Regions from separate parts of the Mus musculus genome. Here region 1 is linked to region 2. The links are chromatin loops, found by intact Hi-C in ENCODE. Cell type or tissue: heart. All regions are shown on one strand.

The links. A loop is a pair of places that touch in the nucleus more often than their neighbours do. Peaks named below come from ENCODE experiments on the same cell type or tissue, not always from the same donor. Only the 100,000 strongest peaks of a DNase experiment are listed, where the experiment ranks them.
Region 1: it touches region 2 in a loop (2.1-fold over the local background); 7 of 42 quality-filtered maps call a loop at or near these places.

Annotation. Positions count from the first base shown.
Region 1 is chr4:3,655,598-3,663,597 of GRCm38, forward strand. 2210414B05Rik (RIKEN cDNA 2210414B05 gene) reads left to right here and starts at 909. Exons shown (of 4, transcript NR_040643.1): 1 at 909-1,058; 2 at 1,693-2,061; 3 at 3,637-3,706; 4 at 7,227-7,511. It overlaps Gm42250 (a long non-coding RNA gene), which reads right to left. Exons shown (of 5, transcript XR_881076.3): 5 at 2,965-4,629. In heart, no CTCF peak of the experiment used is centred here; a DNase peak (open chromatin) is centred at 4,564.
Region 2 is chr4:3,707,683-3,715,682 of GRCm38, forward strand. All of the region lies in intron 1 of Lyn (LYN proto-oncogene, Src family tyrosine kinase), which reads left to right. 6330407A03Rik (RIKEN cDNA 6330407A03 gene) reads left to right here and starts at 7,282. Exons shown (of 1, transcript NR_028126.1): 1 at 7,282-8,000. In heart, no CTCF peak of the experiment used is centred here; DNase peaks (open chromatin) are centred at 4,579 and 5,509.

The sequences.
Region 1 (8,000 bases), 52 kb before region 2:
CCTTCAGTTCATGGGATTCTTTCTTTTCTATATTTACAACATGGCTGTGTTCAATTTATTTTTACATCTTGAGCAATGTCCCTTTAGAATAATTCATCTGGAACATGTTAATTCATTCACACTGCATTGATTTCGAGGGTAAGCTAAGCAAGTGAGGTGTCTTCACTCAGAAATTCCTTTTTTCACAGTAATGTCAGCTTCAATGTTTGACTGAAAGGTCCACTTAATAACTTTTTGTTATTTAAACTGAACTAGATAGAATCAAATTTATTTTTGATTTATTTCTGTCTTACTTTTTAAAAAAAGATGTTCATTGGACTGAAACTTGTTACCAGCCTCAAACTCAACTAGAAAGTTCTATTTAGAGGGGGAAAAATCCATGTAGGTTTTGTTTGTTTCTAGCTCAGGCTGTTTTTAGATTTGTTTTTGGGTCTTGTCTATTTTGTTTTTGATGGTTGGTTGGTTTTTAGACCAGGTCTCACTCTGTTGCCTAGGCTAACCTTAAACTCCTGGAATGGAGCAGTTCTGCTATCTTACCCTCCTAAGAAGCTGGGACTACAATTGCGTATGATCATGCTAGCCAAAGACCATTCCTCTTACTGTGAACTTAAAAGGTGGTTTACTGTTCAGCCAGGCATTTCACTTAGTTTCTCTCTAAGTGTCATTCTCTTTTCTGTGGCACAATGCTTAAAAACCTCCAGAGAGTTATTTCTGTCAGCTAGGTTTCGGTATTCTAAAACATCAGCATTTGTAATGAAGGAAATTATATAAGGTTAGCGAATTTGGGGGAGGACATCACACACTCATTTGAATTCTGTATTTTACAAAACAAATGTGCTATTTGTTCTTCCTCTCTTACGTCGAGTTTCTGTTTGTCAGGAGAGATTTCTACACAGTTTCCCTGGGTAAGCCCCTAAGCTGTGAGACTAGGCTGAAGCCTGAAGACTGGCGTTCTCTACCCACCCCAGAGACACCCCAGCAAGTTCAGTCTTCATGAGATTCAAATTCCATGGCTAATAGTAGGGATTATTCCCATCCATCAGAGAAGCTAGCATACAGTAAGTGCTCCAATATAACTCTATGTTGACTGAATGTGTGGATTAAGTCATGAAGGTGCTTGCCTGTAATTGCAACAATCAGGAGACAGGCAAAATGGGAAATGGGAGTTCAGCCCTAGGGTTACAAGTAATAAATTTCAGGTCAGTAACAGCTACAGAGGAATTCTCAATTTAATAGCTGAGGGGGTAGCTCAGTCTTTAGAGTGCTTTTCTTACAGACAGGAACGCCTGCATTCTATCCCCAGCTCTCAAGTATGCGCGGGCATGTGTTTGCGTGTGTGTGTGTGTGTGTGTGTGTGTGTGTGTATCAGTCGGAAGACAACCTCAGATGTTGATCCTTACATGCTGGGTAGGCAGAGTAAGGTGAATCCCTGGGGCTTACTGGCCCTGCAACTGCAACTTAGCTTTCTCAGTGAGCTCCAGGACAAAGAGACCTTGTTCCCACCCTACCCCACACCAAAAGTAAACATGTGAGAATCAACACCTGAGGTTGTCTTCTGACTTACACACACACACACACACACACACACACACACACACACATACATGCACGCACATACACACATCCTTCTGAATTCAACTAAGCAATTCAACTATGTCTTAGCTTCTTATAAAGCCACTAATCCTATTACAGATGCCCTGTTCTCAAGACTTCAACCAACCTTGAATATCTACTAAGTAAATTCCCATTGTTCAAATACTGTCAACATACAAACTTACAAAAATGCAAACTGTAAGTATTTTCTGCAGAAGAAACATTTCGTTGACAGCTATACTGACAGAGTAGAGCACACAGGTCACTATTTCTTTTTACTTTATCTTTACTTTGATTTTCACACTTGACTGAGATCTGGTCACGACACATTGCTCTTGGACCTGGAGTTGAATTGGCTGTTCATCCCACAACTCAAAGAGTTATCCTTGGCCTGTTACTGAAGAAAGAATCACCCTGAGTCGACATCCTTGTGGAATGGCTGACTCACTATCCCATGCCAACAAGCAGGTACTCTGTCTTTTCCTACCACAAACTCATTACTTTTATGTCTGGTTATTTATTTATTTACTTACTTAATGCCTTCACACAGATGGAGATGGCATGTGGATAATATTCTGTATCATATTCCCATATCTATGTGTATAGAAAGTGTTATTGCCTGCAGTCTGAAAATGTTCAAACTTAGACACTGAATTAGAAACCCTAAAAATGGACTGAAGAATTGGAGTCAGAAATAGCTCTATTTCTCTACCAAACAGGGCAGTCCTCATAAATCCCTATTTTTTCTCTTCTTTCTCTTCTACTTTCTCCATGAGAATTTTCAGTGAATCAAGTTACAGGAAGTCATTTGTGTTGTTTGATTAAATCACCACATTAGTTCAAGAAAATCTTATTTCCATTTAAAAATAGAGACTTGGGGTTCAGTAACAGAGTTATGTACCAAACATGAGTAAGGCTTTGGGCTCCATGGATAAATGATAGAAACAAAAATTTTAAAATATCCTCAAGTTTTACTGAGTTCATCACTTTCCAAGCTTTTAAGGGCTAGAGTAGATGCAAGGCACCATGGCACAGACATTTAATTCCAGCACTAGAGAGGCAGAGGCTGGTAGATTTCTATGAGTTCAAGGCTAGCTCAATCTATGCAGAAAGTTTCAGACCATCAAAGGCTACATAGTGAGACCCTATCTCACAATTTAATAAGAGATGGAGTAGAAATTTGAGTCTATGCTTTTCTTAGAAGCAACTCTCTTGCCCAAAGGAACCAAGTTCCTATCCTTCATGAAATGGGACTTCACAGCCTGATAATCAGTTTCTTTGTTCTCCCTTTATCTCTAATACCACCCAACTATCAAATAAACCCTTTAGTTAAGCAGAAGTATTGTGGCTGCTGGAATTATTCAAAGTATCTTATGTAGATTCTCCTCCCTCTCTGTCCTACTAACTGTTCTCAGTGATGTCACAATGCTTGTCCTTGATCTGAAGGCTCTGCACAGTCCAGCTTCCACGACTGGTTTAGCTTCTAATATCACAACCCCCCCCCCCACACACACACACAGCCAATTCACTTCCAGAATACTACCCCAGAATACATTTCCCAGTAATAGTCTATGCACACAAGTATCTGCATTTACATGAAGTTAACACATGTGTCTTAAGAGCCCAGTATTTCCCTATATTCATCCATAAACATACACGAGCTTACAATGTTTACTTACAATGAACTTCTACATATACACTCTTACCTTTTAAAAGACCCTTGAACACATCTCCCCTCTCAAATACAAAACACTCACATATCTGTGTGCATTTATCATCCTATACACACTGTGACCTACATACACATACCTTTACACACATACCCACATGCACTCACATGTATTTGTACACATACTACCCTGCACACACACATTATTAGGGTCAAAATCTGCAAACTCATGAAAGGTCTAAAACTAAGTCTAAATTTTATCATTTAGCAATTTCAGTGATTGGACTGAAGGACATTTTCTTTCTTTGCAAAAGTATTTCTTTTCACAAATGATGTGACCTGATGGCACTATTTGCTCTCACCTGTAATTCCAGCAGTTGGGAAGCTGGGCTAGGTGGATGACTGCAAGTTTGAGACCAGCTTGAGCTATGGAGTGAATTCCAGGTGAGTTTGAACTACAGAGTGTGATCCTGTCTTAGATACAGAACAACACAACAATGTAGTTCAGTTGTCATCCTATACTGAAAGTAGACACCAAGATTCTCTGACACAATGTAATCAAGGAGTGTCTGTGTACAGCAGACATTTTAGGCTCCTATAAAAAAGCACACCATTTTAAAAAGAGGAAGAACACTCCTCCACCATGAGCTCTTCATTCAGTTTCATTTCTCAAAGGATTGTAGAATTGACTGCATGAAATTCATTTTTACATCTTCACAATGAGAAAATATGTTGGTCCCTTTTTATGATTATGTGAATGGTTATTATTTTTCAACTTACATTTGTGATTATTATTATTCAACTACTGGTGAGTTTTAAAAGTATATCCCTCTTGTGCTTGGGATTGAACCCAGAGCCTTGAGCATGCTAGGCAAGCACTGCCACTGAGGTACACGCCCACCCACAGCATAGCCTTCTACTGTGGGTGAACGGCTGGAGGCTTTGTAGTTGGGCAAACACCATCCCAGCTTTGGAAGACAACAGTGAAATGCACAGAACTACCTTTTTACACCATTTATTACTCTCGCCTTCAGAAGGGGAGCTGCAGGAACGTGGGGATGCTTCAAAGGCAGTTTAATGTGAGGTCCCCGTACTTTTTCTTATCATCACCAATATGTCTGAAATTTCTTCTTTTTCAAAAAGAAAGTACATCAGAAACCTTTATATTAGGACAAAGATAGCTTGCTATCATCACATCTACGTGTTTAATATTTATGAGGGAGAGGACTGATGCACAATAAACCCATTTCCGATGTGTCATACTGTACAGTGAGTCATGCGTCTGCCTGACCAGATAATGTAACAGGACATCCTGTAGTCGCTGTGCACTTTTGCCAGAACTTCAGTGTTTTGTTTCTCTTCTGGCTCTGCAGAAGACACAAGGGAAACAGAACTTTAGCCAAATACACATTGTATTTAGAGCTTCAATTTCACAAAACAATGATTTAAAAGTGCTTTTGCATCACTACTCTCTCTAACAACATATCCCTCTTTTGGATTTTTAAAATTCTTCTTGTTGTTTGTTGTAGGACTGAATGTCAAGCCTCGTCCACTCAGGTCTGAGGCTCGCCAGCAGGTCCTGCCTCTTGTTTTTTTTTTTTTAATTAGATATTTTCTTCATTTACATTTCAAATGTTATCCCCAAAGTCCCCTATATCCTACCCCCAACCTGCTCCGCAACCCACCCACTCCCACTTCCTGTCCCTGCCATTCCCCTGTACTGGGGCATATTATCTTCCCAAAACCAAGGGCCTCTCCTCCCATTGATGGGCAAATAGGCCATCCTCTGTTACATATGCAACTAGAGACACAGCTGGGGGTGGGGGGAGGGTACTGGTTAGTTCATATTGTTGTTCCACCTATAGGGTTGCAGACCCCTTCAGCTCCTTGGGTACTTTCTCTAGCTCCATTTTTAGGAGCCCTGTGTTCCATCCAATAGATGACTGTGAGCATCCACTTCTGTATTTGCCAGGCATTGGCATAGCCTCACAAGAGAGAGCTATGTCAGGGTCCTGTCAGCAAAACCTTTCTGCCTGCCTCTTGTTTTACAGTGCACCCTCTTCTACTGATTTCCCGTCATCCTCTCCCCACACTCCAATCCTCCCTTATCGATGATTTCAATATTTTCTAGAACCCCAATTCTTGACTTGTGTTTGGTTTCTGGCTCTTAATTTTTATTGTTTAGTTTTGTTCATTTGCCATTGAGATTGAGATCTGGTTCTGCAACCCTAGCTGGCCTACAGCTGGTGATCTTCCTTCCTCTCTCTCCCATGTTATAGGAATGTACCACCATTCTCAGCTCAGTTTTTTACTCTTCATAGAAATCTAAGCTTCTCTGAAAAGGGAGAGAAACAGAGAAGAGACAGAGGGAAATGGTAGATTCTTTGGTTTGTGGATAACTCTTTATCCTCAACTCTCACACCTTCTGTCAATGGTTTTGTCTTCTTCCCAGTAAAATAGGGAAAGAATCGGCAACCACTAGGCAACCACAAAAGAGACCCCAGAAATGACAGCTATATATGCAAAGATTGATAAGAGTAGAAAGAGCCAGGCATGGTGGCGCACACCTTTAATCCCAGCACTAGGGAGGCAGAGGCAGAGGCAGAGGCAGAGGCAGAGGCAGAGGCAGAGGCAGAGGCAGAGGCAGAGGCAGAGGCAGAGGCAGAGGCGCAGAGGCAGAGGCGCAGAGGCAGAGGCGCAGAGGCAGAGGCGCAGAGGCAGAGGCGCAGAGGCAGAGGCGCAGAGGCAGAGGGGCAGAGGCAGAGGGGCAGAGGCAGAGGGGCAGAGGCAGAGGGGCAGAGGCAGAGGGGCAGAGGCAGAGGGGCAGAGGCAGAGGGGCAGAGGCAGAGGGGCAGAGGCAGAGGGGCAGAGGCAGAGAGGCAGAGGCAGAGGGGCAGAGGCAGAGAGGCAGAGGCAGAGAGGCAGAGGCAGAGAGGCAGAGGCAGAGAGGCAGAGGCAGAGAGGCAGAGGCAGAGGCAGAGGCAGAGGCAGAGGCAGAGGCAGAGGCAGAGAGGCAGGCAGATTTCTGAGTTCGAGGCCAGCCTGGTCTACAAAGTGAGTCCCAGGAGAGCCAGGGCTACACAGAGAAACCCTGTCTCGAAAAAACAAAACAAAACAAAAAACAAAAACAAAAAACAAACAAAAAATAGAAAGAATGACTAATTACAAAACAATCAATTAGTTATTTATATTTTGCTTATAAATTGATGAAGTAGGAAAGAGAATTTAGAATCATAAAGCGTGTGTTGTCTGGGAATTTCCACTTCTTCCTAGGAAACTTTGCCAAACTTGTGTAGGGTGTAAATCCTACCACCTCAGAGGGACAGCTAAAATATTTCAGCAGATTCCGGGGCAGGGTGGGGGACAGATTCAGGTGCTCCCATTTCTATTTCCTGTTTCCAGATTTATATCACACACATATTGCATTACTCAATATCTTGTCATTCAGGGAAACTCCTTATAAAAAGTTACTTCAAAATGAAGAAAGATTGAATTTGGCTTGTGGCTTCTGAGGCTTAGTCCATGGTTGGCTGCACTGCTTTAGGCTGATGAGGAGGCAGTGTTTGTTAGTAGCAAGCACATGAAGCAAAGCTGCTCATCTCATCGTCTCCCGAAAGCAACTAGGAGGAAGGCAGGGTCCCAAGTGTCCTCCAAGGACACGCTACTAAGGACCTGTCTTCCTCCACAAGGTTGTCTTGTTGCAGCAACAAAATAGCTGACAAGACCCCAAGGAACGAAAGGTTTATTTGACTTTTACTTCATCATGTCAGGGAAGGTACAGCAGCAGGGACAGGAGGCAACTGGTCACATGACCTCCACCATCAGGAAACAGCAATGAGTACCTATGCTCAGGTCATTTTTCTTCTGTCTAATCAGTCCCAGAGTCAACCCATAGAATAGTACAGCCCACATACATATAGGGCCTTCCCATCACCAGGAACCTAATCCAGATCATTCTTCACAGATTGCCCAGAGATATGGAGACTCTAAATCTCATCAACAGCCAAGAGGACCATCACACCTTCCAAAGGTTTCATGGCTTTCCAGTCTCATCACAAACTAGTAACTAAGCATTTAGCAGATGGGCTGTGGGACACATGAATGCTCAAACCCATATATATATATATGATATACAGGACTAATATATCTACATATCTGTATTTAAATATATATATATTTATGGCCTCTTCATTGTAATGAACTGCCTAAATATTTGAATATTTCTCCTTTCAATAAAGTGAAAGATTTGATTACTGGTTTATTTGATTATTTTTCAATCTTTATTCAAAACAGCCTTAGGTTGTTTTGTTGTTGTTGTTGTTTGTTTTTTAAGCAACCCTAGCTAGCCTTTACCTTGTGATGTTCTTGCCTTAGCCTGCCGAGTGCTGGGATTACAGCTGTGCTCCTTAAACTTTACTCTAGGTTGCGATGGTTTATTTTCTTGGGCAAATGCTTTGAACTGACAATAAAAGGCTTCACATGTTACTGTACAAAGCACCGAATCTGAGAACTGGTTGTTATTACAGAAGCCACTGAACCAAGCCCCACTTTACAAAATGAACAAGCCAGCATTTCACAGCTGAGAAACCATGAAATTACAACTGACACAGAGACCTTGGAGTTTCTATACATGTTTCTTCTCTTCCAAAAAGATGATTTGTGTGGCCAGATTTCTCTAGAATTTAGGTTGTATTTGTTCCTAAGAACAAAATATTATAGATATAATTGTCCATATCCT
Region 2 (8,000 bases):
ATGATGCCCTCCAGGTCCATCCATTTGCCTAGGAATTTTATAAATTCATTCTTTTTAATAGCTGAGTAGTACTCCATTGTGTAAATATACCACATTTTCTGTATCCATTCCTCTGTTGAGGGGCATCTGGGTTCTTTCCAGCTTCTGGCTATTATAAATAAGGCTGCTATGAACATAGTGGAGCATGTGTCCTTCTTACCAGTTGGAACATCTTCTGGATACATGCCCAGGAGAGGTATTGCGGGATCCTCTGGTAGTACTATGTCCAATTTTCTGAGGAACCGCCAGACTGATTTCCAGAGTGGTTGTACAAGCTTGCAATCCCACCAACAATGGAGGAGTGTTCCTCTTTCTCCACATCCTCGCCAGCATCTGCTGTCACCTGAATTTTTCATCTTAACCATTCTGACTGGTGTGAGGTGGAATCTCAGGGTTGTTTTGATTTGCATTTCCCTGATGATTAAGGATGTTGAACATTTTTTCAGGTGCTTTTCAGCCATTCGGTATTCCTCAGGTGAGAATTCTTTGTTTAGCTCTGAGCCCCATTTTTTAATGGGATTATTTGATTTTCTGGAGTCTACCTTCTTGAGTTCTTTATATATATTGGATATTAGTCCCCTATCTGATTTAGGATAGGTAAAGATCCTTTTCCAATCTGTTGGTGGCCTTTTTGTCTTATTGACGGTGTCTTTTGCCTTGCAGAAGCTTTGCAATTTTATGAGGTCTCGATCTTACAGCACAAGCCATTGCTGTTCTATTCAGGAATTTTTCCCCTGTACCCATATCTTCGAGGCTTTTCCCTACTTTCTCCTTTGTAAGTTTCAGTGTCTCTGGTTTTAGGTGGAGTTCCTTAATCCACTTAGATTTCATCTTAGTACAAGGAGATAGGAATGGATCAATTCGCATTCTTCTACATGATAACCGCCTGTTGTGCCAGCACCATTTGTTGAAAATGCTGTGTTTTTTCCACTGGATGGTTTTTGCTCCCTTGTCAAAGATCAAGTGACCATAGGTGTGTGGGTTCATTTCTGGGTCTTCAATTCTATTCCATTGGTCTACTTGTCTGTCGCTATACCAGTACCATGCAGTTTTTATCACAATGCATGTATTTACTCTTGCACAAGCTGTTGGATATGTTTTTTTGTTTTCTTATTTTTGAGACAAGGTCTCATTATATCATTCCTTCTGGTCTGGAACTCACTATGCAGACCATGTTGACCTCAAACTTGTGTTGATCCTCCTACAACTATATTCGAATAATGGAATTATAAGTGGGAGCCATCATCCTTGGCTAACGTAATTATAGGCTTACAGCTCAGGGTATCTAATACTCTAGTGTCCTTTTAAATTATGCATAAAATAATGGTGTAGTGATCAGCGATGCTATAGGTCCAGTTAAATGTAGAGCTCGGCACATAGTTTCTTGTGATGGCCTCATTTGTTAACTAATTTTTCAGAAAAAATTTGATTATTAGCTTAAAATTATTTTTGGAGGGAAAGGTTAAAGAAAGATGTATGAATTTTTGTTGTTTTATGTGGCTTTGAGGCATGTATTCAGTGTTAATGATGTGTTTAATGTTGAATGGAACATGTATGTTCCAAATTCTAACATAGTATGGAATTTTCCAGTTTTCTAACTTTAAAATTATGCTTAAAATACTACTTTTAGAGCTATATCTCCTACTTCTGAAGTTTGTCAGACTACATGCTGTGGGTGATTCCTCACAGTGTGGTCTGAAAGGTGTGTATGAGCACAGACCTTCAACAGGGAGGGCATGTAGTACAGTCTGTGACTTGGACAGTTGCTCCAGATATGTATCCTTCCTTTGACGATAAATCCCAAGTGCCAGATGTTGAGGAAGAGATAAATCCCTCATCATGTTTGCTTTTGGCAATATCTACCCATTGCTCATGCTGGGGCAGAGCACAGGCAGACCTCTGTTGGCTCCAGTCTAGCTATCCATGAGAATGGTGAACCATACTGAAGTGCAGCTTTGGGTTGTGTGCGTGCAGTTTTTTTTGGATATGGTGACAGTGTGTTGACCTTTTAGCTCTGATGTGATGTAAGAAAAGAGTGGAAATCAATCGACCTGATGCTCAGAGGTGTGGCTGTAGGGAAGTACATAGGATTTTGTGAGGCTGTCAGGTTGCAAGTCCTGGACTCTGGTGGCTTTATAAAGAGAGAGGGAGGGAGAGAGGGAGAGAGAGGGAGAGAGCTACATGTGGTCCATGTCTTCCACATTCTGTCTCACATTTGGAGCTCTGGCAGCCAAAAGACCATGACCAGATGTGGCCCCTTGACATTGGACTTCAAGGATTATAAGTCAAAATTAGCTTCTTTTCTTCAAATGTTACTCAGCCTCAAATATTTCATAGTAGTAATAATAGAGGAAGAACTATATAGGAGCTGTGTGTGTGTAACATTAGACAGAAAAGCAGAATATCAGATTGCTGCTAATTTAGAGTAATGATCAAATCAGAGAGATTATTATTCTGAAAGTTCTCCTTTGATGGAGGTGAATAGTACAACCCAATATGCAGAGACTAGCAAAAGGGGAAGAAAAGGAATTTCTCCGTCTGTATACTGTTTATCCTCCACTTACTGGAGTGGTGATGTCTTCACCCATCTTTTGGGTTTTTACTCTATGTCTTCTTTTGTGTCTAAGAAGTGAAAATTACCCCAGACGCAGAAATCCAGAGACTTCTGAACTGTAAGGGATGGATGGGTACTAGGGTCACCCAGTTGTTTTGCAACTTTTAGACTCTAGAAGTCAGGATGTGTTTAGATTGCTCAGAGGTAAATCTGTGAGAGATTCCCCAAGCCTTATAAGTTGAAGTCACCAGTTTGTCAAGTACAACTGTGCAATAAAACTAATTTAAAGGAAATGATGTGTGTACCCATAAAAGGCCTTTGGGTTTCTACCCAAACCTCCCCAGGCTAGCTTTAGAGAAAATGAGGAATTTATTGGAAGGAAGCTGAAGTTTTGAACACAATTGCACAAAACTAAAGGAAGAGCTGACCAAGCAAGACTGTGATGGGAAAGGACTGGCAGGTATGGGGTGGTACCAGAGCTCTTCAAGCAGATGTCTCTGTCTCTCTGATCTAAATAGGAGACTGTTGTTTCCTTCCACACAGGCCTCAGCATAAGCAGGATGTGCTGAAACAAGCCTCTCCCACCAAGGCATCCCCAACACACCATCCTCTTACCCAAATTTATTTTGCCCTATAGTAGAGCCAGGGCTTGTGCGTTTATCTTTAAAGATCTGGTGTAATTGTGATTCAGGGCTAAAACAAAGGCTTGTGGTCTTCTGTACTCACAGAGGGTGTTCTGTTTCAACCAGGTTGACTAAAAAAGATGTTTCAGTGGACTAAGGATAATAAATCTAGCGAAGATGAATATTTGCAGGCCAGTGCATATAAGACATTCTCAAGAATTCTCCCAGATTGTGTGCTCAGTAGATGCTCTGGGTATATATATATATTTTCCCCAGTCCTGGTGGAGTTGGTAGCAATATCCATACTTTCCAAATGAGTCAGCTGAGGCTAGAGGATTAAGTGTCTTCCCAAAGTTTAGGATTTGCGATTTAGCCTTTGATCACAATTCTCAGCATACACAACCATTGCAACACCCAACAGGGTTCTGACCAGTCACTCCTTCTGGTTGGTGCCCACAAAGGACTATGCGGTAGCTTTGGCAAGAATTCTCTGCCTGCGTGGAGGCTAATACTAGGTGTGCATATTTCCACAGCCAGACATTTCTTGATCTCAGACATTCCTGACAGCAAGGATATTAGACATGTGGCCAACAAAGAGTGCATCTTTGTGGAATCCATGGGAGAAAAAGAATTTCAAGTACAGGAAGAGAGATAGGCTATGCTGGGTCTTCAGGGCTGATTAAGGACAAATATGAAAAATGTGTGAGTGTGGTTAGCTGTAGGGTTTTTTGTTTGTTTGTTTTTTTAAGAGGAGGAAGAGTTGGGCATGCAGTTCATGGTAGAGTGCTTACATTGCTTGCATACATCCAGAGTTTCATCTCTGAGAATAAAAGACCAATAAATAAGTAAGAAACAAGTGACATTTTTATTTTTGTCTTGTTGGAAATGATACAAACTCTTTGAGTTTGTATGTTTCTAGAGTTTGGTGAGTATAGGGTAAAATGTAAATTTGGTGACCTGGTAAAAGCATGCTTTTGGTGAAGGCATTGGGACAGATGGATGGATACAGAGGTAGAGTACCTGCTAGCATGTTGAAGCCCAGATTGGTTCCCTTGTAACCTCCACAGAGAAGAGAGGAAAAAGATAGGCTTCACTGAGACAACTAACAATCTTTCCTTCTGCCTGAGTGATTTGTAAATGGGCTGATTTTAACACAAAGGGGAAGGGTGGACAACAGGCAACTATGAGTTCTCTAAAGAATTAATCCTTTTGGGCTTAATCATTAGGCAAATTTAGCTTCCTGGTTTCAAAGAGAGAAAACATACCCACACAAAAAAAAGAAAAACTGGAGCCCCTGGGAACAAGTAGCTTCCTCCTCTTAGGGCTGCTTGAAAAAGTCCCTTCCTGCTCAGCGTGAGGCATCTGGGGAGTAGGCCAAGAAGCCATGGGGTCCTGGAGAGGGAGGACATGCCCTTGGGGGTGAGAAGCTGAACACACTGGCTGAGGTGGCAGGCTTGGAAGACTGAGGGCTGAGAGGCAGCTTTGTTCATTCCACATTCACAGGAGAAAAGGGACGGCTCTGGGGCTGGGCCTCCTGTCTCCCCTGCTTCTTGATGCTGAGGGGACAAAGTAGAAGTCTATTTTTTTTCACTTCCCCGTGGATAGAATCAAGAAGAAATGTGAAAGCCAATTGATAAAGAACAATCTGTAAACATGAAATGTTTTCCTGCCAAGTGTTTGAGCATGGGCTGTAAACATAGGGACAGGGACACCATGCAGCAATAGAGTCACCTAGAGACAGTGTGAGCCAAAGAGCTGAAGTTTCAACCACGCAGTTTCAGGAAGAGGAACTGAGGGTAGACTGGGAACATATTCTGAATCATTAAGTGCTGGGATTGTCAAAGTGCTGCAGTTGTTAGTAGCATTTTCTTTCTTCAGGCATGAAATATCTCATTTCTAGACACTTTAATATGCGTGTAATTGACAATAAAACTATTAGCGTGTTTTTGTTGTTCTTGAAAAATCATTTTATTATTTGATGTATTTGGATGTTTTCCCTTCATGCATATGCCTGTACATGTGTGCCTGGTGCCCTCGGAGGCCATAAGAGGGCGTCAGATACCTGGAATTGCAGTTACAGATGGTGGTGAGCTTCCATATGGGTGCTGGGAATTGAACCCTGGTCTTTTGGGAGAGAAGCCAGTGTTCTTAACCACCAGGCCATCTCTCCAACTCCAGTATATGGTGATTGTACAAGACAGTAGATTTCACTATGAGAGAATGTTCCCATCATGCATATTCTTTCCCTTGCTGTCTGTCCGCTCCTTCTTTCCTGACCCTACACCAACTGCTTCCGCTTTCCAACGCCCTTAGCATGTTACATTTAATGATTTTGTTTGTTCAAAAAGTCACCGGAGCCTCTCTTCCGTCAAGTGTGATTAAGTCACTCTACTCTGGCTTTCTTTGCTGTAGGGGACAGGGAAGGAAGCTGGGACACAACCATTGTTTACCTGCCATTTAAGAAGCATTTAGCATCTGGTATTTTACTTAGTTCTCACAATAGCCTTGGAAAGAGTGGAATTATCTGAATTCACAGATGAAGTAAATACCATTACATTAAGAAACTTTTCTGGTGTTTATGTGTCTACTAACAAATGAAAGTTCCAGGTGGGACCTGATTTCCCCATACTATGGCCTTTTTCTGCTTTACAGCAGGAAAATGGTTGTTTTAAAGCAAGAGTCTTTTAGCCAAAATCCTTCGAGTTTTTCCCGATTCTTAATGAAGTAGGGTGGGGTTTGGCTCAGTGTTTGGTGTAGCTATACCTAAAAGTAAAATAACTTTGGGAATTAACATTTATTGATAATTTATTATAAACCAAAAAAATATGGCCATAAAAGTATGGGTTCTACTTATAAGCTTTTTATAAACCACGAAACATAGTTCATAGAATTTCTGAGTCTGCTTTGATTCAGTAAATGGTGCTTGGCCACTGCCTTGGTGACAGGTAGCCGTTGTGGTGGTGCAGGCTGCACGGTCTCCTTTCTCTGTTTAAGGTACCTGCAAGGAGCATGGAAGCAGACAATTGTTTGCCCAGAGACCTAGAAACTAGTGATTTTGTTTGTGTCAGAGTTCAAGATGCCTCTCTTCACTTAAGTATGATGATGTCACAGAGGTGACAGAGGTGACAGAGGTGAAGTTGCGCCTGCCCTCAGGGTGTGTGCAGTGGGGTTAAGGAATAGTTGCACCTGTTTCCAATACTGAGGGCTCAATGCACACGTAAAGTCACATTGTGAGTTATTAATGTTGGTACTTGTGACTGAGGAGAGAAGAAATACGAGGCAGAGGAATGTGTGAGCTGTGGAAGGCCAGCTGGCCAGGCCTTGCATTTGGTTTGGAGGGCTGGTTAGATTTGCCTACATGGGAAGAGCTTGCTCAAGTAGAGATGAGGAGGCAAGATGACCGCATGTTCATGGGTTGAAATCTCTGCCTCTGACAGAAATTTTCTGCTGGAGCCATGCAGATGATTGACAGTTAGGCTGGAGAGGGGTATTGTCAGACTGTGAGCAGTACGGTGTCTATGTGAGTGTGTACTGCTCACAAAGAAAGGCAGGACTCTTTGATCTAATGAGAGGTGATTGTAAGGACAGTACTGAACACTTACTGCCTATTTATCCTACCAAGTAGCCTTTATTGTACAATAGCTATGCAAGGTTTAGAATGTCCTTCATTGACAATTCAGTACTGTACACTACTGACAGAAAGTGTGGCCTTCATGGACCTACATTTACATGAGAGATAGATTGATGATAAAATAGGTAAATTCTCGGGCTGGCATTAAGGAAGAACAAAGAGAGCTGTGAGCTGGGAGGACACTCGGAAGAGAGCATCACATTTTCAAGCTTGTTTCTCTGTGTGTCCTTTGTATTAAATCGGGAAGGTAATAGATGGGAGGAAGTCTCTGGAGAATTTTAAATGTAAAATAATGTTCCTAGTCATAACCATAGTACAGGGCAGAGGGAAGACCAATGCCACGGGGACCAACTGGTGGGCAACCGCACCTCTACATAGATCCTGTAATCGTTGATATCATGTAGGTCTGCTGGGGGGGAGGGGATCAACGTGGGGAAGAAAATCAAAAATTACCATTTTCTCATGCATGCCTTCCCAGAACTCAGAACCCAAATGTAAATCTCTCACAGAATTGATGGGACCTGAGGGGACTGGATTTGACTAGGAAATGACAACACTGGACAGCTGTGGTTTCCCATGCTGAGTGGACAGTGTGGTGAGGAATTTAATTAAAAATGAAAATTCGGTAGAATTTTGTGATATGCTGTTGAAGTACATACATAAAGTAAATAATGTCGAAGTAGTGTCAGGAGTAGTGTCAAGGCATTTAATTCTAGCACTTGGGATGCAGAGGCCAGTCTGGTCTACAGAGTGACTTCCAGCAAAGCTAGAATGACACAGGTAATCCCTGTCCAGAAAAAAAAAAAAAGAAGTTTTCAAACTTCCAACATACTACAGAGGTACAAAGTATTGTATTTTATTTTAGCGTTGGGATTTTTATTGTAATATTACATGATGTTTGCTTGTGTTTTGTGTTCTTTAAACCTTAAATTTTTCCTTTTAGTTTTATCTTACTGATTTTTACAATGCATTTACTTATGTATTGCTTATGAGCCAGGGCCTTCAGTTTAAGTAGCAGAAGATGACACTGAACTGATCCTCCTGTCTCTACCCCAGGTGCTGGGACCACTGAGCCAATTTTACATTTTATATATATATAAAAAGATATGGTCTGAAACTGAGTGACAGCCTTCCCTAGAGTATTAGTCCCCTG